Linked DNA regions of Homo sapiens: region 2 is linked to region 1. The links are chromatin loops, found by intact Hi-C in ENCODE. Cell type or tissue: PC-3. All regions are shown on one strand. Links, peaks and the distances in the headings refer to the core of each region. The heading gives the core; the rest is flanking DNA. Region 1 overlaps KIAA0586. Region 2 holds the start of LINC01500 (long intergenic non-protein coding RNA 1500).

Region 1 (12,486 bases), core at 1,970-9,969:
ACTATTCTGTCTGAGAATTTGGGTAAGGATAAAACCATGGTCTGTTTCAGAGAGTTAAAGAAGAGGGGAGGAGAGAGCCCTAGGGAGGAGAGCCTTAGGCAGCACAGAACCACCCTTGGTCACTGTCCCTGCTGTTTGCTGTTACTCCACTATATGGCTCTCCTGGTGATTATTGTGTCTTTAAGCCCTTAGGAAGACGTTGCTTTGGGAGGGTTTGTAATCCACTAGTCCTGGGGCTTGGAGGGGAAGAAGGTGAAGGAATGATGCCCACGGATGGGCTTCTGGACAGATTTCATCTATAGTTGTCACCATAGCTAGGCCTTCATGTTCCCTGATATTACTCTGGGGCGCCAGCATTTGCAGCTGGGGTTGTTAATAAGAAGACTTTTATGGTTGAGGGGCAAGCAGTAATCTCAAATTAATGGAGGAAGAAACAATGACTTTTCTCCATTCATTCCTCTCACAAAGCCCCTCCACACAGCCTCCTCGCTAGGATGCAGCCCCTTTCTTTCCACGCGTTCCAGTTTGAGTTAACTGTCTGTCTTTCCAGGGGCTTTTCACAACTTTTACTTTAGTTCTCAGAATCTATGGGTTCTTTTTCACCTCTGTAGTTACTCCAGTGTTGATTTTGAGAGCTGGCAGCCTTTGTTACTGTGCTGTCCTGGCTAGACCAGCAATGCAGAAGTTAGAATTCTATCTTCTCCAGATCTTTTTCTAAGCATTAAGCATTTATATATGTATAAAAATATATTTGTGTATATGTATATGTGTGTATGTGTGTGTGTGTGTGTATATATATATATGTGTGTGAATCTTTTTGAGACAGAGTTTCAGTCTGTTGTTCAGGCTGGAGTGCAGTGGCTCAGTCAGCTCACTGCAGCCTCGAACTCTTGGACTCAAGCAATCCTCCCATCTCAGCCCCCAGAGTAGCTGGGACTATAGGCGTGTACCATACCTAGCTAATTTTTTATTTTTTGCAGAGACGGGGTCTCACTATGTTGGCTAGGCTGATCTCCAACTTCTGACCGCAAGTGATCCTCCTGCCTCAGCCTTCCAAAGTCCTGGGATTATAGGCATGAGCCACCATTTCTGGCTTAGTATATAATTTTGAGGTGTGTGTATATATTGTTGTGCAATTTTAAATTTTAAAAAGCAGGTTGCAAGGCTTTTTAAAATTTAACATAAATCCTGAAGATCTACTATATTCTTTTTACCTACTATGTAGTATACCATAGTTTAATTATTCTCCTATTGAAGGATTTTTAGATTGGTTCCAAGTATTCTCTAATCAAACTATACTAGGTATAAAATCCTTTTTTTGTACTCATGAGAAATTATTTTTCTAGATTTAGATACTAAGGCATGGAATTGCTGGCTCAAAGATATAAGCATTCATAATTTAAATAGGCACTGAAAAATTGCCCCTAGCTGTATGAGATCCCTTTCCCATGTCACACATAATGCTTTTAATCTTAAATTTTTGCCAGTCTGATTAACAGTGACATTTTGCATATTTTCTTGTCTAAAGGGCTATGTAATAAGAACTAGTAATATTGATACATTATAAGTTAAAATATTGCTTTGCTAAGTTGTGGCTTTTCTTTGTGCTTGAAACTTCTTGCTTAGAGGGGCATTTGGTCAGTGAAAGCTCACTGATGGCAAAACTGTAATTTGTACATATATGTAGATGGGCTAGGTATATTACTCTGCATTATAGGCAACCTGACTTAAATTGGCATGAACTTAAGCATTGAGTATAATCCAAAACTCAGAGATACTTATGAGTATGAGACCATTTTGTAAATAGGCAAGATAAGTCTTCAGTAGGGTCATAGAGTATTCTTAAGGTGTTAAATAGTTCAGCAGTTGCAAATATCCTAGAAAACAGATTCACAACAGAGAAGTTACTGTAGACTGTCAGAGTAATATAGGCATTGTGAAATATTTCTCATTAATTTCTGGGGAAAACATAATTGCCATCATTCTAAACACTGCCCAAGAGTCTCCAAGGGATTTCATATTAATTATGAACAGTATTTTTTAATTTAAAGGATGTTGAGGCAATCAGTATTCCTAAAGAAGAGTCAGGCTAAGGGAATAAGGAGAGATAGAGATGTACATAGGAGAATGAAGGCAAATTGAAGAGAATCTTGAATGTTGAGCTAAGAAGTTTAGATTTTATTTTATAGTCAATGGAATCATCAAAGGTGTTTCAGCAGTGATTTCTTCATATAGTCTAGTTAAAAAAAACACTTGTTGGTTGAAATTAAACCCCTTTTAAATGAGAAACATGGGAGCTTTCAGATAATTGGAATTTTGCTTCAGTTCTTAATTAGTAAATTCATTAATTAGAATATCTCAAGTCATAAAATGTACTAGTGATTAGGATATATAATTTTTTAATACAGAAAGAAAATAGGAGTCTTATATTTTTTCATTTGTTCATTTATTTCATAGATTTCATTTAAAACAATTTTTTTTTTTTTTTTGAGACGGAGTTTCGCTTTTGTTGCCCAGGCAGGAATGCAGTGGCGGGATCTCGGCTCACCACAACCTCCACCTCCTGGGTTCAAGTGATTCTTCTGCTTCAGCCTCTCGAGTAGCTGGGGTTACAGGCATGCACTACCATGCCCGCTAATTTTGTATTTTTAGTAGAGATGGGTTTTTGCCATGTTGATCAGGATTGTCTGGAACTCCTGACTTCAGGTGATCCACCCACCTCGGCCTCCCAAAGTGCTGAGATTACAGGCGTGACCCACCATGCCCAGCCAACGATTTTTGTGCTTTTTGTATTTTTTATTTTTCCCAAGGAAAATAACATTATTAAATATGACTAAAGTATTCTTCTATAATCTGTATACTTTTTTTTTTTTTTGAGACAGAGTATCACTCTGTCGCCCAGGCTGGAGTTCAGTGGCTCAGTCTCGGCTCACTGCAGCCTCTGCCTCCTGGTTTCAAGTGATTTTCCTGCCTCAGCCTCCCAGGTAGCTGGGACTACAGGCACCCGCCACCACGCCTGGCTAATTTTTGTACTTTTTTTTTAGTAGAGACGGGGTTTCACCATATTGGCCAGGCTGGTCTCAAACTCCTGACCTTGCGATCTGCCCGCCTTGACCTCCCAAAGTGCTGGGTGGTGTGAGCCACCACGCCAGGCCTCTATACTTTTATAAAAATCTTATTATTGATATATGGGGTAACCTTTATGCTGTTTAAAGTATATTATTCTCCTCATCAATTGTTTATTGTAAAGTTTACACTAACAAACTTTAGGCAATTTTTATTCATGAAGAATGAGAGAAATTTTCTGTTATTCCCATTTTAAGCTGTATGAACAATGTGTAATGCATACCAGCATTTAGTGGTTTTGATTTTTTTTTTTTTTTTTTTTTTTTTGAGACAGAGTCTCGCTCTGTCACCCAGGCTGGAGTGCAGTGGTGCAATCTCAGCTCACTGCAAGCTCCACCTCCCGGGTTCACACCATTCTCCTGCCTCAGCCTCCCGAGTAGCTGGGACTACAGGTGCCTGCCACCATGCCCAGCTAATTTTTTGTATTTTTAGTACAGACGGGGTTTCACCATGTTGGCCTGGATGGTCTTGATCTCCTGACCTTGTGATCCGCCGCCTCGGCCTCCCAAAGTGCTGGTATTACAGGCATGAGCCACCGTGCCCAGCTGATTTTTTGTGTTTTTTTTGACACAGGGTCTCACTGTATCACCCATGCTGGAGTACAGTCGTGCAGTCTCGCTCACTGCAGCCTCTGCCTCCTGGGTTCAAGCTAGCCTCCTGCCTCAGCCCCTTAAGTAAATGGGACTACAGGTGTGTGCTGTGATGCCCAGCTAATTTTTGTATTTTTTGTCGAGACAGGGTTTCGCCATGTTGCCTAGGCTGGTCTTGAACTCCTGAGTTCAAGTGATCCACCTGCCTCGGCCTCCTAAAGTGCTAGGATTATAGGCATGAGCCACCGTGCTGGCCCCATTGAGTGTTTTAAATTGTAATATAATTTTTCTTATGTATTTTATTGCTATTTAATTGGTGCTTGAAAAACTGGTTAATTTCATAAAATATATGAAATTATTATATTGAAAACAAAGCCTATCACGAGGCTTATTAGACTAACTTCTTGAACTTTTCTTGCATGTAATGTATATGTGGCATAGAAGGCAGTTTGTAAAATACCTTCCAAGGAGTCAAAGGGTATTGTTCATGATATTTGGCAAAGATTTCCTGTTTTGACTTGATTTTAATATAATGGTTTTAACAATTGTTTCTGCTTTTTAAAGGACTTGGAAAACAGTGTGGGTGAACTTAGTGAAGGACAAAGACCCCAGCTAACAGCGGCAGCAGAGAACATCTTAATGGGACATTCTCTCTATATGCAGCCACCTGTCACTAATACACAGTCTTTGGATCAACAATGTGATCCTAAACCATTATCTCGGCAATTTGACACAGTTTCAGGTAGACACCAAAATATTTTTTCTTGATGTGTCATAGTAGTATCCCTAATCTGAGTTGAGGAAAGTATACCTATTTTCAGATAGGGGCTTGCAAAATTTCTTTATTAAAAGGGATTTTAATAATTGGAAAGTTTGGTGATAACTTTTTTTATAGTATATATAGCAGTGTTTCCCCAAATGTGATTCATATATCAGTGTTGGTACATGAACCTTTGGGTGGTATGTGAATTAATTTTGGTAATACACATACATACACTTAAAACTTTTTAACTGTGATACTTTTATTTTATTTCATTCTATTTATTTATTTAGAGACGGAGTCTTGCTCTGTCACTCAGGCTGGAGTGCAGTGACACAATCTCGGCCCACTGCAAGCTCTGCCTCCCGAGTTCACCCCATTCTCCTGCCTCAGCCTCCCGAGCAGCTGGGACTACAGGAGCCCACCACCACGCCTGGCTAATTTTTTGTATTTTTAGTAGAGATGGGGTTTCACCATGTTAGTCAGGATGGTCTCGATCTCCTGACCTCGTGATCCGCCCTCCATGGCCTCCCAAAGTGCTGGAATTACAGGTGTGAGCCACCGCGCCTAGCCTATTTTATTTTATTTTATTTTTTTGGAGACGGAGTCTTGCTTTGTCGCCCAGGGTGGAATGCAATGGCACAATCTCGGCTCACTGCAACCCCTGCCTCCTGGGTTCAAGCTATTCTCCTGCCTCAGCCTCCCGAGTAGCTGGGATTACAGGCGCCTGCCACCATGCCCAGCTAATTTTTGTATTTTTATTAGAGACAGGGTTTCACTATGTTGGCCAGGCTGGTCTCGAACTCCTGACCTCAGGTGATCTGCCCACCTTGGCCTCCCAAAGTGCTGGGATTACAGGCATGAGCCACCATGCCCAGCCGATGCATTTATTGTAATATGTACTAGAAAAATATAACGAATCCATGAAAATTGACATAACAGATCTTTAGGACAAGGTTAAATTAGATAATACTGTAGACATTTATTCTTTATGCTATATGAATTTCAGTAGCACTCTGCATTCAGGACTATTTTAGAATTTAAATAAACTTTCTGTTGTGACACACTGGAAATAAGGATAGAATAGAGAATACCAATCACTAGCATATATAGTTGACTCTCATCTATGGACCATTGTTATATTCTGTGGTCACCACAAACATATTAACAAGTATTGAACCATTACTCCTAGGGGAAATACAGGATTAGGTTTCTGTGAGCCTCTGGTCATAACATTTTTATCAACTGATCAATACATAATCTGGTTTTATTTATGTTTCTGTTTAAAGAAGTCTTATTTAATATATATTTTGGATTCATTAATATTGAACTCACAGCCATTGAACTATCCAGCAGTATAACTTGTGCCTGAAGGAAGCCTATCTAACATGTATATTTTCTCCATAAGACACAGCGGAGCCTTTTTGTGCTTAGAAACACTAGACAGGCCAGATGCAGTGGCTCACGCCTGTAATCCAGCACTTTGGGAGGCCAAGGTGGCAGATCACCTGAGGTCAGGAGTTTAAGACCAGCCTGGCCAACATGGTGAAACCTCATCTCTACTAAAAATGCAAAAATTAGCCGGGCATAGTGGCAGATGCCTGTAATCTCAGCTACTTGGGAAGCTGAGGCAGAAGAATTGCTTGAACCCGGGAGGCTCAGAGGGCAGAGGGCAGAGGTTGCAGTGAGCCGAAATCACGCCACTGCACTCCAGCCTGGGCAGCAAGAGCGAGTCTCTGCCTCAAAAAAAAAAAAAAGAAAAGAAACACTAGACAGTACTTCAGCACTAAGGGGCCATTTTAAACAGTGAAATCACCAAAAAAAAGGGGATGAAATCTGAAAAACAGCTTTACGTATACTGTGAAAAGGTCACTTGTTTACAGTATGAGAGCTGGAATAAGGTGGAATGTATCGTTGTTCAGCATCAACTGGAAAAATGCATGTTAGGTAATTTAAGTTTTTCACCACTCTGTACATGTCCACAAATGACCACAAAGGTGCTGCAAGTATTGATTTGGGGGGTTATAAATACGTTTTAGCGAGTAGATAAATTTGCAAATATGTAATTTACAAATAAATGAGGATCTGCTATATTCTTATTATTGATTTTTAAATGCCCATTGTTTCTTTCTCTTAAGTGAAAAGAAACTTCTGGAGGCATGCAGATTTGCCAGAAATCAGAAAAGGAAAAGCCTGAAGTATTTAGTTTCATATTGAGTGAACACCTTGTATCATTCAGAATTGGGAGAATTCCGAGACTGAATTTCCCATGTGAATAAATGTAAAGATTGGCCTTATTTCTCATTTTGTACACATAATGAGAGTATTAAATGTTTTACATTCTTTAAAATTTGTAGGATTCAAATGGCATGAAATGTGACTTACATTTATGTCCAGCTAAATTTGCAGAATGCAGTTAAACAGAGTTAACACTAGGTGGCTCTCGCAGATCACTTGAACTGCTAGGTACTTAAGAGCTACTAGGTATCTGAGAGCAACTAGGTACTTAGTTGAAATGTTACAGAATAAACTCCCTGAGGAGATAGCCTCTTCAGTCCTTTTTAAATATCTGGTAACCCTAGCAGATTACCTATAGTACAGTGCATTTTTAATCTTAGGTACATTGTAGGTATTTAATTGGAAAAAATAAGTAATATGGTATAACATAAGATTGAACACATATGTAAGGCAGTATAGCAGAATAGCTAAGAGTTTAGGCTTTGAGAGTTTCAGAAATGGGTTTGAATTCCAGCTCTATGTATCTTTGGTCAAATAACTTAATGTTCCTGAACCCAAATTTCTTTATGTGTCAAGTGGGGATAATATTGCTATGTACGAAATTACCCCACATTTAACAGCTGAAGGCAGCAAACATTTATTATTTCACAGAACTCTGAAAGTCACAAATCCGGTAGTGGCTTACCTGGGTGGTTTTCAGGATCTCTCCTGATGTGGCAGTCAAGGTGATGGCTTGGACTGAGGTCATCTGAAGGCTTGACTAGGGTTGAAGGATCCACTTTCCAAGTTCACTCACATGGATTTAGCAAGAGGCTTCACTTCCTCACCATGTTAACCAGTCCATAGGGCCGTGAATGATGTGGTAGCAGACATCTCCCAAGAGAAAGTAAGCAATCAAGATGGAAACCATAATGTCTTTTTTTTTTTCTTTTCTTTTGAGACAGAGTCTCGCTCTGTTGCCCAGGCTGGAGTGCAGTGGTGCGATCTCAGCTCACTGCAACCTCTGCCTCCTGGGTTCAAGTGATTCTCCTACCTCAGCCTCCTGAGTAGCTGGGACTACAGATGCACGCCGCCACCTCGCCTGGCTGATTTTTGTATGTTTTTGTAGAGACGGGGTTTTGCCATGTTGGCCAGGCAGGTCTCAAACTTCTGACCTCAAGTGATCCACCCGCCACAGCCTCCCAAAGTGCTGGGATTACACGTGTGAGCCACTGCGCCCAGCTGATAATGTCTTTTATAACCTAATCTCCAAAGTGACATGCCATCACTTCTGTCATATTCCATTGATAACACAGACCAATCATGGAACAACTTAAGAGGTGACTTTTAAAAGGTGTAGATACCAGGAGGGCAGGGATCACTGGGGGCTATCTTGGAGGTAATAGTGTCTATCTCATTATGGTTATTAGGTACATGTATTTGACAATGCATGTAAAGTACTAAGCTCAGTGCTTGGCACATGGTGTTGTTCTCTTTAATAATGCTTGGAGTATGAAAAGTACTATCTTATATGTACTTAATAGAATCAGAAACTATCAACAGTTGACTAAAAGGACTTTGCCTATAGAAAACTAATTTGTTCCTCTTGTTTCAAGATTTTCTCCTGGTGACCACAGACTATAACTGTGGTCCATAGATGAGAATCAACTATATATGCTAGTGATTGGTATTGCTTTTCGTCTTGATTTTTAATAACTTTGCTTACAGAGGGTCATCTCTTCTTACTTTGCCCCTCCCCACCCCTGCTAATTTTCAGGAAGTGTCCTATTTTCTGTAGTCCTCTATCACTGTCTCCATTCCTGAGGCTCTCAGGTTGGGTTGAGTAACTGAAAGTTGCAAAATTGGCTTTGAGGAGTTGTCTTGGGAAACCTAAAATGTAAGCTGTAATTTGAGTGAATTATTTGTGGACCCTGGGATATACTACCAACTACAGCTTTTTATTTACTCAAAAAACCTGTATTGAATACCCACTGTATACCTAGAACTATGTAAGTACTACATTAAGCACTCAAGATTCAAAGATGATAGATATCTGCTCTCAAGATATTTACTAACTAGTGTGGGAGAAATAAATAACAATTATAATATTGTGTGACTAGTACAACACAGACGGCTGTGGGAGTGCAGAGGAGGAACTTAACTCATTTGTGAGGGCTTAGAAAAGGTTTTCTGCAAGATCCAATGTGAAATTGAATCTTAAGGGAATTAGCCAGATGGTAAATTATGATAAGAATATTCCAGTTTGTTCATTTACTTATTCAGAAGATATTTTTGAGTGCCTGCTATGTGCTGAGCATGTGCTAGGTGCTAGGAATATGAAACTTGGTAAGGCCCTGTTCACAATGATTTTTTTTCTCTAGTAGACATAGTAGATAAGAAAGCAAAAACATGCAATAAATTACTGTAGTTATTGTGAAGAAGCCCGTATAGGATGGAGGTACAGGTCAATTGTAGTTGAAGGGATTCAGGAAAGACTTCATAGATGAGGGAAGTCTTGCTTGAAGTGACTCCTCAAAGATGAATAAATGCTTGCCATGTGGTGAGTGAGGAGGGACCTTTCAGACAGAATATGCAATGAGACAGGGGACAAAGGCAAAAAAAAAAAAAAAGCAAGGGTTAATCGTGGAAATGCAGTGTTTTTGTCAAAGAATTAGAGCTTAAGATGCAGTGAAATTGCAGCAGGGAGCAGAAACCAGGTCATGAAAAGCCCTGGATTATCTATTAAGGAGTACAGTAAGGATCGCTTTGTATACAAAATGGGAAATAATAACAGTCTTACTTTTTACTTTATACTTATTCCCATGAACAATTCAGCCTTAAGTTTCTGTCAGTTCTGAATGTTGTGTGATATTCATCAGTCTGTTAAAGATTGTAAGTAAATGAGTGATGTGATCATATTTACCTTTTATTTAGCAAGATCATCTGAGATGCAATGTGATGGATAGATTGGAAGAGTTAAGACTGGAGGCAAGGAGCCTGATTAGACAACCATTAAAGTTGACCTGATGAGACATTATTCAGTAATGAGGATATATAAAAAGGGAGATTTGAGAGAGAATTAAGGAGATGGACAGGAATTCATTTGAATGTGAGCAGTACAAAAGAAGCAGAAAGTCTAAGAAATCCCTAGGTTTCTGTCTAGAATTATTGGATAGATGGTCATCTCAGTCACTGAGAGAGAGCGAATATGGAGGAAGGACAGAATTAGGAGGAAAGAGATTGAATGGGGTTTATACATACTGAATTTGTGATGCCTTTGACTTTCATACAAATGAAAAAAATCCATTAGATATGCCGGACCAAAAACTCTTGCTGGACTGGCAATTTTAGGCAAACTTAGTCTTCTCTAAAAGTCTGCCATGGTTGCTTTCCACTATAACAAAATTCTAGGAAAGTAAAATTAGGGATTTCTAGTTATGATTAATTAAATTAAATTTGACTTGAATGAAATAATATTTTAAATATCCCTCTTTTAAAGGTCTAACTTGCATTATACAGGTAAGACACCCACACTCAATGAGCCTGCTTGTTAGAAGACACAGCAAATTCAGCACTGTTATGATTGCTGTCAGGGAATCCTTTCCTGACCCTTATCACTGGGTTAAATACCTGTCATGTGTACTCTCTATAATTCTCTAATGTCACCTGCCTAATGTTGCTCTTATCACACTGATATTAATCTCATGTGAGGGTACGGACTTTATCTTGTGTACTCTCATATCCCTGTCACCTAGCAGGTTATATAGTATACAGAACATAGTAAATATCTGTTAAATTATAGGATGGTGTATTATGTGAAAGCTATTACGCACTTTTTGAGTGCTCCCCACCACCACTTTTTTCCTGTCCCATGTATGCCTTATCCCAAGTAACCCATGTTAAGATTCTGGCATATAACCTTCCTGTTTTTTACCTCACACATATAATTATATGCACACATGCATGTACAATATATATGGTATGTGTGATTGCCATTATTTTACAACTTAAGATCATATCTTGCACACTTGCCTGCATTTTGTGTTTTACCCAGTAAACCCTTAGATTATTCCAGGTCAACCGGTATTACTTAAATTTATTCATTTTAATGATTACGTAAAACTTCATAGTGTTGATTTCCAATAATTTATTTAGTTGTTTCTCTATTGATGGATGTTTATTAACATGTCCCTGCACTATAAACAATGCTAGAGTAAGTATCCACACACACATCCTACCAGATTGTTGTGTTTTATATACTCCTCCTTACTCCAGTGTATGTACTCCTGGGAAGCTCTTCTATACACGAGCAAATGTATCTTTAGTTTAGAAATAGATAATGCCAAGTTGCTTTCTTGAAAGTTTAAACCAATTTATTTTTATCGGCAATTTATTAGTGCCCTTTCCTTACATCCCCTCCTGAAATTGTGTTGATTAGTTTTTTTACATACCTCAGTAGAAATATGAAGATATGTTTCTGACTCCTGGTGAGTTTATATGTCTTTTCATTCATATGTTTGTTGGCCATTTGTATGTGCTCCTATAAAGTTCTTTTCCCATCTGGGAGGTTCTCAGTTTTTCTTGTTAGTTTTAAAGCTGTTTCTATAGTTTAGATGTTTTCTACTATTTGTATTGTAAATATCTTTATCCAAATTTATATTTTGCTCATTGACATTGTTGATGATCTTTTTGCCATATAATTTAAAAATTTATATGTAGATATTTCTAACTTTTATACTTTCCGTGCTTTCATGGCTTGATTATGTTGCTATACTGTAGGAAAAAGCTAATCACTTTTATCTATTTATCTGTTATCCAGTCACATTACCAATTCTCTTATTAGTTCTAATAGAGTTCTTTTGTTTTCATTAAAGTCTCTTGGGTTTTCTAGGCATATACCATATATCAGCAAAAGAGTTTTCAATATCTTCTTTTTTTAACATTATATGTAATTCTTTTCTCTTAATTCATTTGCCACTCTTAGAAAAATGTTGAACAAGTCACATAGGAATAGAAAAAGGCGTATCAGAATATAAAGAGACAAATAAAGCCTGAAACATTAGTTACTCTAAATTATAAGTATTATTACCATTATTTAAATTAATCTTATGTTAGATAATTAAATGAGAATCAGGTAATAATTTTGATAAATTGTTTTATACAGATTTAATACCATAATAGTAAAAATCAAAACTCAATGCGGCTGGACATGGTGGCTCATGCCTGTAATCCCAGCACTTTGGGAGAACGAGGTGAGCGGATCACTTGAGCACTTGAGGTCAGGAGTTCAAGACCAGCCTGGCCAATATGGTGAAACGCTGCCTCTACTAAAAATACAAAAATTAGACAGGTGTGGTGGCGCGTGCCTGTGGTCTCAGCTCCTAGGGAGGCTGAGGCAGAAGAATCGCTTGAACCCGGGAGGTGGAGGTTGCAGTGAGCTGAGATTGCACCACTGCACTCCAGCCTGGGTGAGTGAGTCTCCGTCTCAAAAAAAAAAAAAAAAATTAAAACTCAATAGATGTATTTCGCTTTATGTAAAAGCCCATTGAAAACCTAGATTAACATAAAAGATCAATCAGAGTGATTATTTGCTATATCTAGGAAATTGTCAACAGAATGCCTTTAAATGGAAAATATCTATGGCGTCTTTGAAATATTTTTTCAGGCTGGGTGCAGTGCAGTGGCTCATGCCTGTAATCCCAGCACTTTGGGAGGCTGAGGCAGGAAGATCACTTTAGCCCAGGGGTTTCAGACCAGCCTTGGCAACATGGCGAAACCCTGTCTCTACTAAAA
Region 2 (12,486 bases), core at 1,748-9,747, 330 kb after region 1:
TTGAGATTTCATTCATTTCCCTCTACTACTACACTCTTCGTTCATGTGCTCATGCTCATCTTCCTCCTTTTCAATTCTTAGTTACTAGATTTGGGCTCTTATCCACTCTGCTTTTCTGAGACTCGGTTTTTGGATCTGTAAAATGGAGCTAATATTACCTTTTTTTCCCCCAAGCTATTGTGAAGATTAAATGAAATGATGTAGTTGTTAAGCTACATAAAAGGCCCTCAACAAATAATAATCATGAACAAAAACATTGTAGAATGAGATTCTAAATATATTTATATTATTAATTTGCAAAAAGTGAGATAAGAGATGAAGCAGAAAAGGCAACTCAACTAAGATTGAGGAGTGTATGTGTATTCATTTGGAATATCTTGTCCCAAATACATTTTCTGAGAATTTTCCTCTTAACTATATTGTTGCTGGGGAAGCAGTCACCATGTGGCCGGTTCCTGGTCTGTAGGTAATTTTTTCAAGGATGGGCACCTGAACTAGACTAGGTCAGTGAGTCTATTCCTTGGAATCTTTGGAATTCATGAGGAAGTTAAGGAAGTGGGTTGAGAAGGAAAGAGAGCCAAGCGCAGTAGAGCAGCTAGAGTAGAGGAAAGAGGCAGCAAGGCTCCGGACAAGGCTTGAACCCCAGTTCCATCTGGTTCTGATGCCTGGCTATATTTCTGTCCTTGGGTTCCTTGAGGTACCCCTGTATCTTTGTAGTGATTATTCTCCCTTTTGCTTATACTAATTTGAGGTGAAGTTCTGTTGCTTGCAACTAAGGGCCCTAACTAATATAATGATCAACTAGATATAAAAATTTCTCAGGACCTCAAGAGCAGGGTAAACTGAATTATCTATAAGGTCTCTTTGATTTCTGTGATTTTATTTAATTTTAAATTTTTTTTTTTTTTGAGATGGAGTCTGACTCTGTCACCCAGGCTGGAGTGCAACGGCATGATCTTGGCTCACTGCAACCCATCATCATGGCCGGCTAATTTTTGTATTTTTGTAGAGTTGAGGTTTCACCATGTTGGCCAGACTGGTCTTGAACTCCTCACCTCAGGTGATCCACCTGCCTCAGCCTCCCAAAGTGCTAGGATTACAGGTGTGAGCCACCGCTTCCAGTCTTATTTTAATTTTTACATTTTTGAGACAGAGTCTTGCTATGTCACCTACTGGAGTGCAGTGGTGCCATCTTGGCTCACTCCAACCTCCACCTCCCAGGTTCAAGCGATTCTCCTGCTTCAGCCTCCCAAGTAGCTGGGATTGCAGGCATGGGCCACCATGCCTGGCTAATTTTTTGTATTTTTAGTAGAGACGGGGTTTCACCATGTTGGCCAGGCTAGTCTTGAGCTCTTGACACTAAGTGATCCACTGGCCTCAGCCTCCCAAAGTGCTGGGATTACAGGTGTGAGCCACCATACCTGGTCTGATTTCTGTGATTTTAAATGTGTGTGTGTGTGTGTGTGTGTGTGTGTGTGTGTGTGTGTGTGAAGAAAGTGATGGTAGGGTCTGGGCAATCACAAGGTTCTTTATCTGTTGCCAGATAAATGCAGAATAGACCACAAATGATAAATGAAACTAAAAAATGTAATTTTATGGACAGTAAACTGTTGAGGGGGTTGCAAGCTGCATACATGCTATGGTTACATAAGAATTAGCAACACAGCTTTTGATTACTTTCCTCGAGTTACTTTTTAGCTCTAGATGTTTAGGAGCACGGTGTAAAGGTGGCAGAGAAAGGTTTCAAATAATCATTCTAGGAAAACAAGGAAATACAATTGGGAATTGGTAAGTCTGATTCTCCAGAGTGAGATGATGCTAGCGTCATATGATTGTCCCTGAACCCTGAATCTAGGATAGCTCTTTTCAGATAATTTCTGAGAGATGAGGGGTGTCCTGCCTTTGAAATGGGAAGGACAGATGCCCTGCAGCTGTCCCTTCAGAAGGAAATGTGCCAGGTGCAAGATGCCATATTGGCCTCTTGACGATGACTTATGAGCTCTGAGCTTCAATTACCATGAGCTTGATGGAGATGTCATTTGTCATTGTTTCAGGGGATGTGCTTTGAAATATTTGAAAAAATAAAACTCAGCCTTATCTTATTAATTGTTTATTTTTAAGGGATCTTTGTGCTTATCACTTTAGATGGGTGACTTTTGTTGCCTTATCTATGCTCTGAAAGAATAGTTGACTATCTGCCTTTTAGCTGGGGTTAGCTTTCACTTAGTCTAAATTAACTCAGTTTTGCTCCCTACTACACATGAAAAAGCCACTAATTTACCAATAAGTACTGTTATGTTCAGCTGATAGGGTGGAGCCATCTGTCTATGGGGGTAATACTCTCTTCTCCCACAAGCTTTCTTGGGTAGTGGCTAAGAGCCCAGACTCTGTCACAGGACTGCCTGGGTTTAAATCCTAGCTGTGCCACTTATTTGTGTCACCTTAGACAAGTTACTTAATATATCCGTAGTTCCTAATTTATAATGTGAGGACAATGACCTCAACTGAATGGGTAAATATATGTCAAGCACTTCGAACAGTGCCTGGCACATGGCAAATGCTATGCAAATGTTTGGTAAGTGACTTATTTCTCCATTAGAATAAATTTAAAAATCAAGTCTTCTTCCTCCAACCAGAGATTGCCTAAAACCACACAAAGACAAAATTTGTTTGGTATCTGATGCTCATGTAAGAATGGATCCTGGCTGGGCAAGGTGGCTCACACCTGTAATTCCAGCACTTTCAGAGGCTGAGGTGGGTGGATCATGAGGTCAGGAGTTCGAGACCAGCCTGACCAACATGGTGAAACACCGTCTCTACTAAAAATACAAAAATTAGCTGGGCATGGTGGTGTGCACCTGTAATCCCAGCTACTCTGGAGGCTGAGGCAGGAGAATCGCTTGAACCTGGGAGGTGGAGGTTGCAGTGAGCCGAGATCCTGCCATTGCACTCCAGCCTGGGCGACAGAGTGAGACTCTGTCTTAAAAAAAAAAAAAAAAGAATGGATCCTGAAGAGATAGACTGCAGAATGTAATAAGGGAAGGAGGCCCCTTGAAAAAGGGCAGGGCTTTGAAACAGGAATCCTATAGGACAGTTTAGCCACAGACCATCCTTGTCTGGCAACCTTCTACTTCCAAGCAAGGAGCAGCAGGGCAGGTTGCGAGATCTGCCTCTTCTTCATAGTTCCTACTGTCATCTCTCTGGAATCCTACAAGCCAGGGTTTCCTAGGGAAACTCCCAGTCAGAACTGTGATGCTTTTTCCACTACAATGGCTCAATTGTAGAGTGGGTTGGAAATAGGCAGACTTCTGATTCTTCACAGCATGTTGATAGAGAATAGGCTTCAGGTAAAAGAAATTACCAATCATTTTTCATTATCCAAGGTATCACTCACCCACTCCAAGGAACACGACTGCGGCAGCTGTGAGGATGCCAAGCATCAGGCCCCAAACCATCTGGCAGATCAGAAGGGGCATTTTCTGGCTTGGGGAAGCTGACATTCAGTAAATTGTTAGTGCTGGCTCCCACAGTGATCAGCCTGGCTTCAGGCAATGGCAAGTTATGGTGGGCAAAATGAAGCCTTGATATACAGGTTGCACAATCTTAAGAGATTTTTGGTTTTTTTTGTTTTTGTTTTTTTGCATGGCATTTTCTTTCCCAAAAGGATGACTTGAGAAGCTTTTGTATACATTGTCTTGTTACATTGGTGGGTGACAATTTTCTATGGGTCTCTCATGTTTCTGCATGTCTTGTGAGCAAAGACACTGCCTACAGATAGCAGATATATTGTCTTTTCAAGAATATGTGTTTAGAGATAAGCCTGAAGTTACTGTCTCTCTCTTGAGCAAAGGGCAGGCATGCTTCGAATCTAATCTAATAAAGATAGTATCTTCCTCTGAAGAAAAAGGCAGATATGCTGATGCTATCCATTGTGAAAATTGTGGGCTTCCTCAGAGCAGGATCCCTCTCCTGTGATGCAACCCACGATGTGTGCAGATATTTATCATTCTCTCTTTAGATGGTCTCAAAATTGGAAGTCGGGGCTTGAGGACTGGCAGAGATTTTTGACCTGCATTCTTTCTAAGCTTATTGAGGTTGTGGAGCATATTCATAGCACCAGCGATTCAAACAACTGAATGTAATTCTCAATGGTGCATTCTAGCTGTATAGATCCAAAATCTTTTTTTTTTCTGCCAGCTTCCTGCTGTATGTCTTTTTATTTCTGTTCAAAAATGGAATATTTTGGTCAAGTTTCAAGATTTAATATGGGCCGGGCGCGGTGGCTCACGCCTGTAATCCCAGCACTTTGGGAGGCTGAGGCACGTGGATCACGAGGTCAGGAGATTGAGACCATCCTGGCTAACACGGTGAAACCCCGTCTCTACTAAAAATACAAAAATTAGCCGGGCGTGGTGGAGTGTGCCTGTAGTCTCAGCTACTCGGGAGGCTGAGGCAGGAGAATGGTGGGTGAACCTGGGAGGTGGAGGTTGCAGTGAGCCAAGATCGCGCCACTGCACTCCAGCCTGGGTGACAGAGTGAGACTCTGTCTCTTAAAAAAAAAAAAAAAAAAGATTTAATATGATAACTTGTACATTATTATGTCTTTCCTATAAAAAAATCTACTTCCCTTCCCTGAGATCCATCCTGGTTTTACTTTTCTCCCCCTCCAAGAAAGAGTTCAGCCTTTCTAAGGTTCCATTCCTGGACAACAGTTCCGCATTTGCTTAGTTCCATAAATAGTAAGTAACTGAATAGGGCCTTTTTAATCCTATCCAAGGTATGTCTGAATCCAAATCTTATGTGCTTTCTGCTACATCGTTCTGCCTTTCCATAATGAAAAGAGCAACCACAAATATTTATTGAAGATTCATTCTGGCCAGGCACTGAAATAAGAACTTCACTTGTATTCTCTTCCCTGATCCTTATAACAATTCCAATGGGGTAGATTCTGTTATTATCATTTTCACACAGATGAAAAAACTAAGGCTTAGAAAGTTATCTACTGTGTGCTAAGACAGCTAGTAACTGATGGGGACGAATGGGAACTCAAGTCTGTCTTCTTTTTTTTTTTTTTTTTGAGACGGGGTCTTGCTCTGTTAGCCAGGCTGGAGTGCAGTGGCGCGATCTCGCTCACTGCAAGCTCCGCCTCCTGGGTTCACGCCCTTCTCCTGCCTCAGCCTCCCGAGTAGCTGGGACTGCAGGCGCCCACCACCACGCCCGGCTAATTTTTTGTATTTTTAGTAGAGACGGGGTTTCACTGTGTTAGCTGGGATGGTCTTGATCTCCTGACCTCGTGATCCACGTGCCTCGGCCTCCCAAAGTGCTAGGATTACAGACGTGAGCCACCGCGCCCGGCCAAATCTGTCTTCTTAACAACCAGGCTGCATTGCCTCCCAGGAAGGTCCTGCCCAATTGGTATCCAAATAACATGTAAATGAAGGATGCTTTATGGAAATGAATTATACTGAAGGAGGCTTTATTGAAATGAATTATACTACCCACAAAATATTCATTTTAGGTTTTAAAGGTGTCCTAAAGCTAATTGCAATGAACTGAAAATTACATAGTCTTGATTCTCTATTGTGAAGAATCTTCAAGAAGAAACAGTTATACCCCTTGTTAAATTTTTCAGACTTGCTATCTTGGCATTTAATAATTTATACCAGTTAAGATCTTTTCCCTCTACTAATGATGACTATTGAGTAATTTATTAATCTTGGTTTGGTCATATTGAAACTACGTTGCTTTTATAGTGGTGCTAGTAGTAGAATAAAATAATTAAATCATAATAAAACTGGGCATCTATTTTCTCATTTATACCAGTGCCAGGTATAAATGACTATCAAATCGCCCATCAACTAAGAATGATTTTTAAAATCTCTTTGTTTGCTTGCTTGCACAAGCTTTATATTGCATGGTATTATTTTATTTTTTCTTTTTTTTTGGAAACGTAAGTATAAATTTACTATCCACCTAGTGGTAGCTAGGTAAAATTGCAGGCATAATGATAAGAAATAATCAGCTTTGTAGTTCTCATCTTCAAACCCAAACCTGTAAGGGGGAGGACAGACTCAAACGTCTCAGGGACCAGGCAGATAATACAAATAAATGAAATAGGCCAGGTGAGAGAGTACAAGTCTTGCCAAAAGGAGCAACCCCTATTTAGCTTCGATTGATTGTCCTTTTCTGAAAAGCAGATGAGAATTGCCATACGTTCTGACTGATCGAGAGAGGCCAGAAATTCTAATTTTGATGTGAAACCTCTTGATTTCTTAGATGGTGGTTCAATTTTCTTGAAAACACTAGGTAGGCTAAATGAAGCTGACAGTCCACCAGTTTTCAATGCTCCTCTGTGCAGAGTGAATGGCATCTCCCCTAACTGTGGTATTAGACTGCCACTCACAAGCCACAATTTGCAATTGCAACAGAGGCACAAACTGACAGAGATCTCCTGCTTTACTATGCACACACAGCTGAACTCTTGAGCCGTGGAGAACAACTAATTCTACAGGAAAAAGTGGAAGGCTAATCTGAGCCACCCAGTGATGGCGGCAGGGGTCTTCAGGACTAGCTGCTGGTCTGTAGGCGCTAAATTGCAGACTGCTCCTGCAGGAAGCCTTCAGGGCCTGGGAGGCCTTTATCTGGCTCAAAAGCTAGGGCTACTTCTCGAAGGACTTCCAAATGCTCCTCAGCAGCTGATAGTGACTGGTCAATCCACTCCAGGCCCCCCGTCAGATGGCAGGCATTCCTTGTCACCAGCACCAGGCGACTGACAGACAGGAGCAGGGTAGTCGTCCCTGTGTCCAGGAGCTTGGGGTCCAACGGAGGGTACATCGACTTCACAACATCATCTACCCTGGGGCTGTTCCACTTGGCCACCACAATCATGTCGCTGACAATGGCTGAAGTCTTCATCTTGGCCCCAGAGCCCATTGTCATGGCAACAAGCTTCTCTGTCAGAGTGTGACAAATCTTCAAGATGGCAATGCAGTGGGACATGAGACCCGAGGCATCTTCGATCCAGTCTTTGTTCTCCAGAATGGCCTCAATGTGGGGGTTGGTGATAACAACGTCATCCAGTTCTAAGAGGGCTCAGACTGGGTCGCCATGGCACTGATGAGGTCCACAATGGGCTTAGAATCATAGCGCTGCCGCAGGTCTCGGGGCTGGTAGTAGCGCTGCCTGCAAACCAGCACCAAGGCTGCAAACGAAGCCAGAAAGATGGTGGCCAGCACACCTATGGCAACTATCACCACGGTCTCCATGCTTCCGGGGAGCTCCTGACTCAGTCCCGTTCACATCGTCCTCATGGGCTAAGGCTGCTGGAAGTGGCAAACTGGGGGAAGAGGATGGCAGGAGCTAGGTTCCTCCACGACACCTCCAGAGACCTGAGGGCCTCAAGCTGCAGCTCCGGGGCACATCCCGCTGCGCTCCCACGACGGCCCCGCGGATGGCAAAGTCAGCGGTATTATTTTCTTTAATTCCTTTGTTAGAGCTCTTAAGTTTCATCCCGTAAATGGTACATTATTTGAGCTTTATCTGTATGTTATAATATTTATGAACCATTATTCCAGACAAAGGAAAGAAAGCCTTACCAAGGCCCATTAGATGCTTCGCAGTATTCCAGAGGCAGCATAGTAGGCAAAAAAGAATTGTGGTGGGTTAAATATGGGTCCAAGCTCAGTGTCTCTATTTACCATTGGAGTGATTCTGGTGAATTTCTTAATCCCTATAAGCCTCAGTTTTTCACCTATGAAATGGGATAATATTATCTAGCCTATAGCGTCTTTGTGAGCATTAGAAAGAATATGTATAAGTTAACTGGCGTGTATTAGGTGCTCAAGAAGCTGAACAATAATCACTGTTGTTTCTCAGATAATTATTATCACTACTATTAATCTCTCATTATTTATCAATGCCCCTATATCTCTGTGGATCTATTTAGATGTATAGACATGAGGTCTTACTAACTAAATGATAATCATAGAAATATTCCTTGTTATTACATTTTTTTCAAGCAAATTTAAATATTTTTCTCACTTTCTACTTTCATGAAAGTTAAATTAACGTTCTCTGGGTGCAAATATATATTCAACCATAAGTAGATATTTCTTACCAAGCATTTAATTCATTAAATTTCAACTTTAAACATTAAAGATTTCAAACTGTAAATATTAATTTCAAACTTTAAACATTAATAAATTGGACCATAAACCTCTCTTAATTTGAAAATTTTGAACCTTGAGGCATTAATATGAATTGTCTTGGCCCTGCCACCAGCTGAGATGCCTAGCTTCCTCTATGGCATATGACTACTGTATTTCTATGGCAACTGCTTTAGCATTTTGCAAGGGTCAAAAGAACCCATTTTGATATGTTAAAGGCAAAAAACAGCAACAGTCATTTAACATCAATTTTAGTCTTATCTCTAATGTTTCCCTTCTATTCAAACACTTCCTTCAATTAACTCCATACTAGATTTCGAAAACAAGTCGTTTCCTTGTTTCATTTTATTCCCTTTTCTTAGAAAGTCACCTCTCTTCTTTTCCCTTATTGAAATTCTATCCATCCTTGGAGGGAGAGCTACAATGTCATTTTCCTGGAGGCCCATCCCACTATTACACAAGACAGGTTACCTACCTTTGTAACATTGAGGTTTTTCTGCTAATTAGACTCTTAGCTCAGATATATTTAGGTTGGTGAGTCATTTGTGCACTTTGTTCTTCCAGAGAAAAACATTGTTGTCTGCATGTCTTTATGTGTGCATAGTGTGTGAGAGAGCCCTTTACAATCATAAATGCTCAATCTAGGTTAATCGAAAGAATAAATAAATAACGAATGATTTGTTTGGAAATAAAACAAACACTGGCTGGGGTAGCAGCGAAGCTGTAAAAGGCTAGGCTGGGGACCTAGTCTGGTTGCCTGTTACATGCATGGCTTGGGAAAATAATTTAACCTCTCTGAACTCAGTTTCTTCATCTGTAAAAACATAAGTGATCCTGCCTCCGTCCTTTCCCTGTATACTTATGGGATAGTTGTGGGAACCAAATAAAGAAATGCATGCAGACTGTAAATGCTAACCTGAGGTATTAAGTTCCTAGACAGCTGGACAACTCAGTTGACATTAGATACTTTTAATAGCCAACTTTACATGCTATTATCTCACCCCATTAAGAATATGTTATCAAGCTGTTTTGATATTACATAGCAAAGATGATTCATTTACTCCCTCATCTGTTTTTCTGCTCATCCATTCGTTCACTAAAATTTATTGAGTACCTACTACATACCAGGTACCATGCTAGGCACTCGGGCTGTGAACATGACAAGACAGATGTAGTCCCCTGCTCTGAAGGACCTTGCATTCTTGTAAGGGAGCACTGAAATAGGTCTACAAACAACTGAGCCCACAGATAAGATCATTTTAGATGAGGATAAGTGCCAGAAAGCAAATAAAACAAGTTAGTGTGCTAGGAAGTAAGTAGGCATGAACATCATTGGAGTGGTCAAGAAAAGCCTTTCTGGAGAGACCAGAATGAAGAGAAGGGACAAACTCTGCAAAGCGGGGACAGCAAGTGCAAATGCTCTGAGGTGGGACCAGGCTGAGGTTGATCAAACAGCAGAAAGACCAGTGGGCTGAAGCAAAATGACCCAAGGAGAATGGAGGCATTCGCTGATGGAAAGGTGGTTTATATGCACAGAAAGATTCAGACAGAGAAAAGCAATATATTTTCTTTGCCGATAAAGATCAAGGAGTTTAAAACTGGTTTAATTCTTGTGAAAACATAGCTCATTGGATAATATGTTAAGGTATTTACAATTATATAACCGTAGCATTAGGGAGTTTTGAGATTTACTATTTTAAAAAATCATTTTAATGTTAAAGCAAAGGGATCTTAACATTGTCCGTGGTTGTTGATATTTTACCAGAATACTATTTTTTCCTTCCCGTAAGTTGTTACTATTATTATTTTGGTGATTTGTTGCACCTTTTGCTGTCATTCATTGTAACCAATATTTAGTGGAAAGTCTGAATTAAAATATTTTAAAAATATATTTAATTGTATTGCATTCACAATATTTTTCTAGTAGGAAAGTAGGAAGTGTTAGGTTCTTTGTAGGTACTAGCTGAAGGGGGAAAAAAATTAGTCCTTCATGGAGTCCTCATGGAGTACACACACACACACACACACACACACACACACACACACACACACACACAATTTTTAACTGTGATAAATGCTGAGAAAGAGGTTATGTGCTATCATGCTCTTTCTTTTTTTTTTTTTTTTGAGATGGCGTCTCACTCTGTCACCCAGGCTGGAGTGCAATGGTGTGACCTTGGCTCACTGCAACCTCCGCCTCCCGGGTTCAAGCCATTCTCTTCCCTCAGCCTCCCGAGTAGCTGGGATAACAGGCGCCTGCCACCATGCCCGGCTAATTTTTTTTATTTTTATTTTTAGTAGAGACGGGGTTTCACCATCTTGGCCAGGCTGGTCTGGAACTCCTGACCTCGTGATCCACCTGCCTCAGCCTCCCAAAGTGCTAGGATTACAGGCGTGAGCCACCGTGCCCGGTCCTATCATGCTAATTCTGAACAGCAGGAATTTACCAAGTAAGAAGGTCAGGGTTAACCTAGTCAAGATTATGAACTATCAGTCCTACTTTAATCACAATTAGAATGGGCTGTAATACGTTTTTATCCCCACTGTAGCTTTACCTTTCCTTAGAGATAAATTGCATGTAAATATATATTAAAGTGCTTCAAGTCAGTTTTGTCTCTTAAGTATATATTTGTTTCTTTGTAATCTGCTTTTACTTTTAATTTGAACATCAAACCAATATCCTCTCCCCACTCTTTTTCATATTCACAGAAGAGGAGTCAGCCCTGTTGTTGACACTAATTAATGACCACTCATATTTGGTTGGCAGAGAGATTTATCCCATGTCCTGTGAGTTCTCTTCTCCTTTTTTTGCACTCTGCACCCTAGACATCTGGGCCACGATTGCCAGAAGCCTCTGAGTGCTCCATCTCACTTTCCTCCCTCCAAGCCTCCCCATGTGTCATCTCTCTGGTCACAGTGGTGTCCCAACCAGTGGTTCCTGCAGTTTCCTGACACTGAAACCTGCTCAGCCAGATGGCATAACTCCCTCCAGGCAGCAACTCTGTGCCAGGCATCGGACTTCCAGGCTCATAAATGTGGAATCTGTCAGGCTGAGAACATAAGTTGCTCCAGCCCATTATTAGCCAGTAGAAAGCTTATAAAAAAGGACTTTATAAACCAAGGCACGAGTACATAATTTCATGAGCAAAGCTGCAGTGTGGCAGTTCTTGGTTTAAAGCTGAAAGCCTTTCTAATGTGTTGCCAGAGGATTAAACGCTATCACCATGTTTCAGGCAGTGATTTTTATTGCATGTTTCATTCAGGATTTGGCACTGGAAAAGAAGGAATTCTGCACACAGCAAATTGAAATTAGAAGGCAGTGAGTTGCTATTTGAAGCAGGGATGCTATTGTTTTGAGGACATTATCTTCTGTTGAGGTGATTCCCATCTTGTGCACAATCTCTCCATTTTTCAATAGATATTTACCATTTTTCATTCTTGATAAATCCTTTCTGTAATGCCTGGTACTTTTCAAAATTATTCTTCAAATAGACAAATAGAATCATTTCTGACGAATAGAATGATGTGTTGCTTAACGATGGGGCTGTGTTCTGAGAAATGCTTCATTTAGGTGATTTTGTCCTTGTGTGATTATTGTAGGGTGTACTTACACAAACCTAGATGGTTTAGCCTCCTGCACACCTAGACTAGAGGGCATGACCTATTGCTCCTAGGCTACAAACCTGTACAGGATGTTACTGTACTGAATACTATAGGCAATTATGACACAATGGTAAGCATTTGTGTATCTAAACAAATCTAAGCACAGAAAAAGCACAGTAAAAATATGGTATTATAATCATATGGGACCACTTGTGGTCCATTGTTGACTGAAACGTTGTTATGTGGTGCATGACTGTAAGGTGGTCTGTTTGCAGTATCAGAAGAGAAATAGCTTGTGTAGCACTCATAGAAAATCAGGGATTAAAATAGGCAGAGCGAAAAACCAGGGACTCACCTCTCTTACTTAAAAAAAAAAAAAGCAGGTCATTGGGCACAAGGTTACGGCTTTGGATTGGTCACCTTGGGTTAGAGTGAGACTTGAGGATCTGAGTCTCAATTAAAAGTTGTTTCACGTTCTGGTTGATCAGGCTCTTTGTGAGTATAGGCCACACGCTACTCTACCTCTGGGATGGCAAACAGGAGCACCCAAACTCCCTTCAATCAGCTCCCTTTCCTTTTCTACCATTTTCTATCTTCGTTTCTTCCCTTTAATAAGGGAAACAAAGCTTTTTCTTTTAATGACTGCCACCAGAGCTCCTCTTTGCAAGGTAACTTTGTTGTGAAAAGGTGCACAACAGTGATAAAGACAGTTATGGGC

What was found. A loop is a pair of places that touch in the nucleus more often than their neighbours do. Peaks named below come from ENCODE experiments on the same cell type or tissue, not always from the same donor. Only the 100,000 strongest peaks of a DNase experiment are listed, where the experiment ranks them.
Region 2: a loop joins it to region 1, with 20 times the contacts of the local background. A loop is called at or near these places in 6 of 110 quality-filtered maps.

What each region holds. Positions count from the first base shown.
Region 1 is chr14:58,494,503-58,506,988 of GRCh38, forward strand. KIAA0586 reads left to right here. Exons shown (of 31, transcript NM_001329943.3): 27 at 4,281-4,458. Among named protein-coding and RNA genes, the nearest start is that of KIAA0586, 73 kb to the left of the region's middle. RefSeq lists a silencer at 6,749-7,043. In PC-3, for the core only: CTCF peaks have their summits at 6,909 (motif pointing right) and 7,111; a DNase peak (open chromatin) is centred at 6,919.
Region 2 is chr14:58,821,091-58,833,576 of GRCh38, forward strand. It overlaps LINC01500 (long intergenic non-protein coding RNA 1500), which reads left to right and starts at 7,198. Exons shown (of 6, transcript NR_110547.1): 1 at 7,198-7,465. It also overlaps the pseudogene TMEM98P1. In PC-3, for the core only: CTCF peaks have their summits at 5,994, 6,194 and 6,393; a DNase peak (open chromatin) is centred at 8,701; H3K27me3 peaks cover 3,241 bases.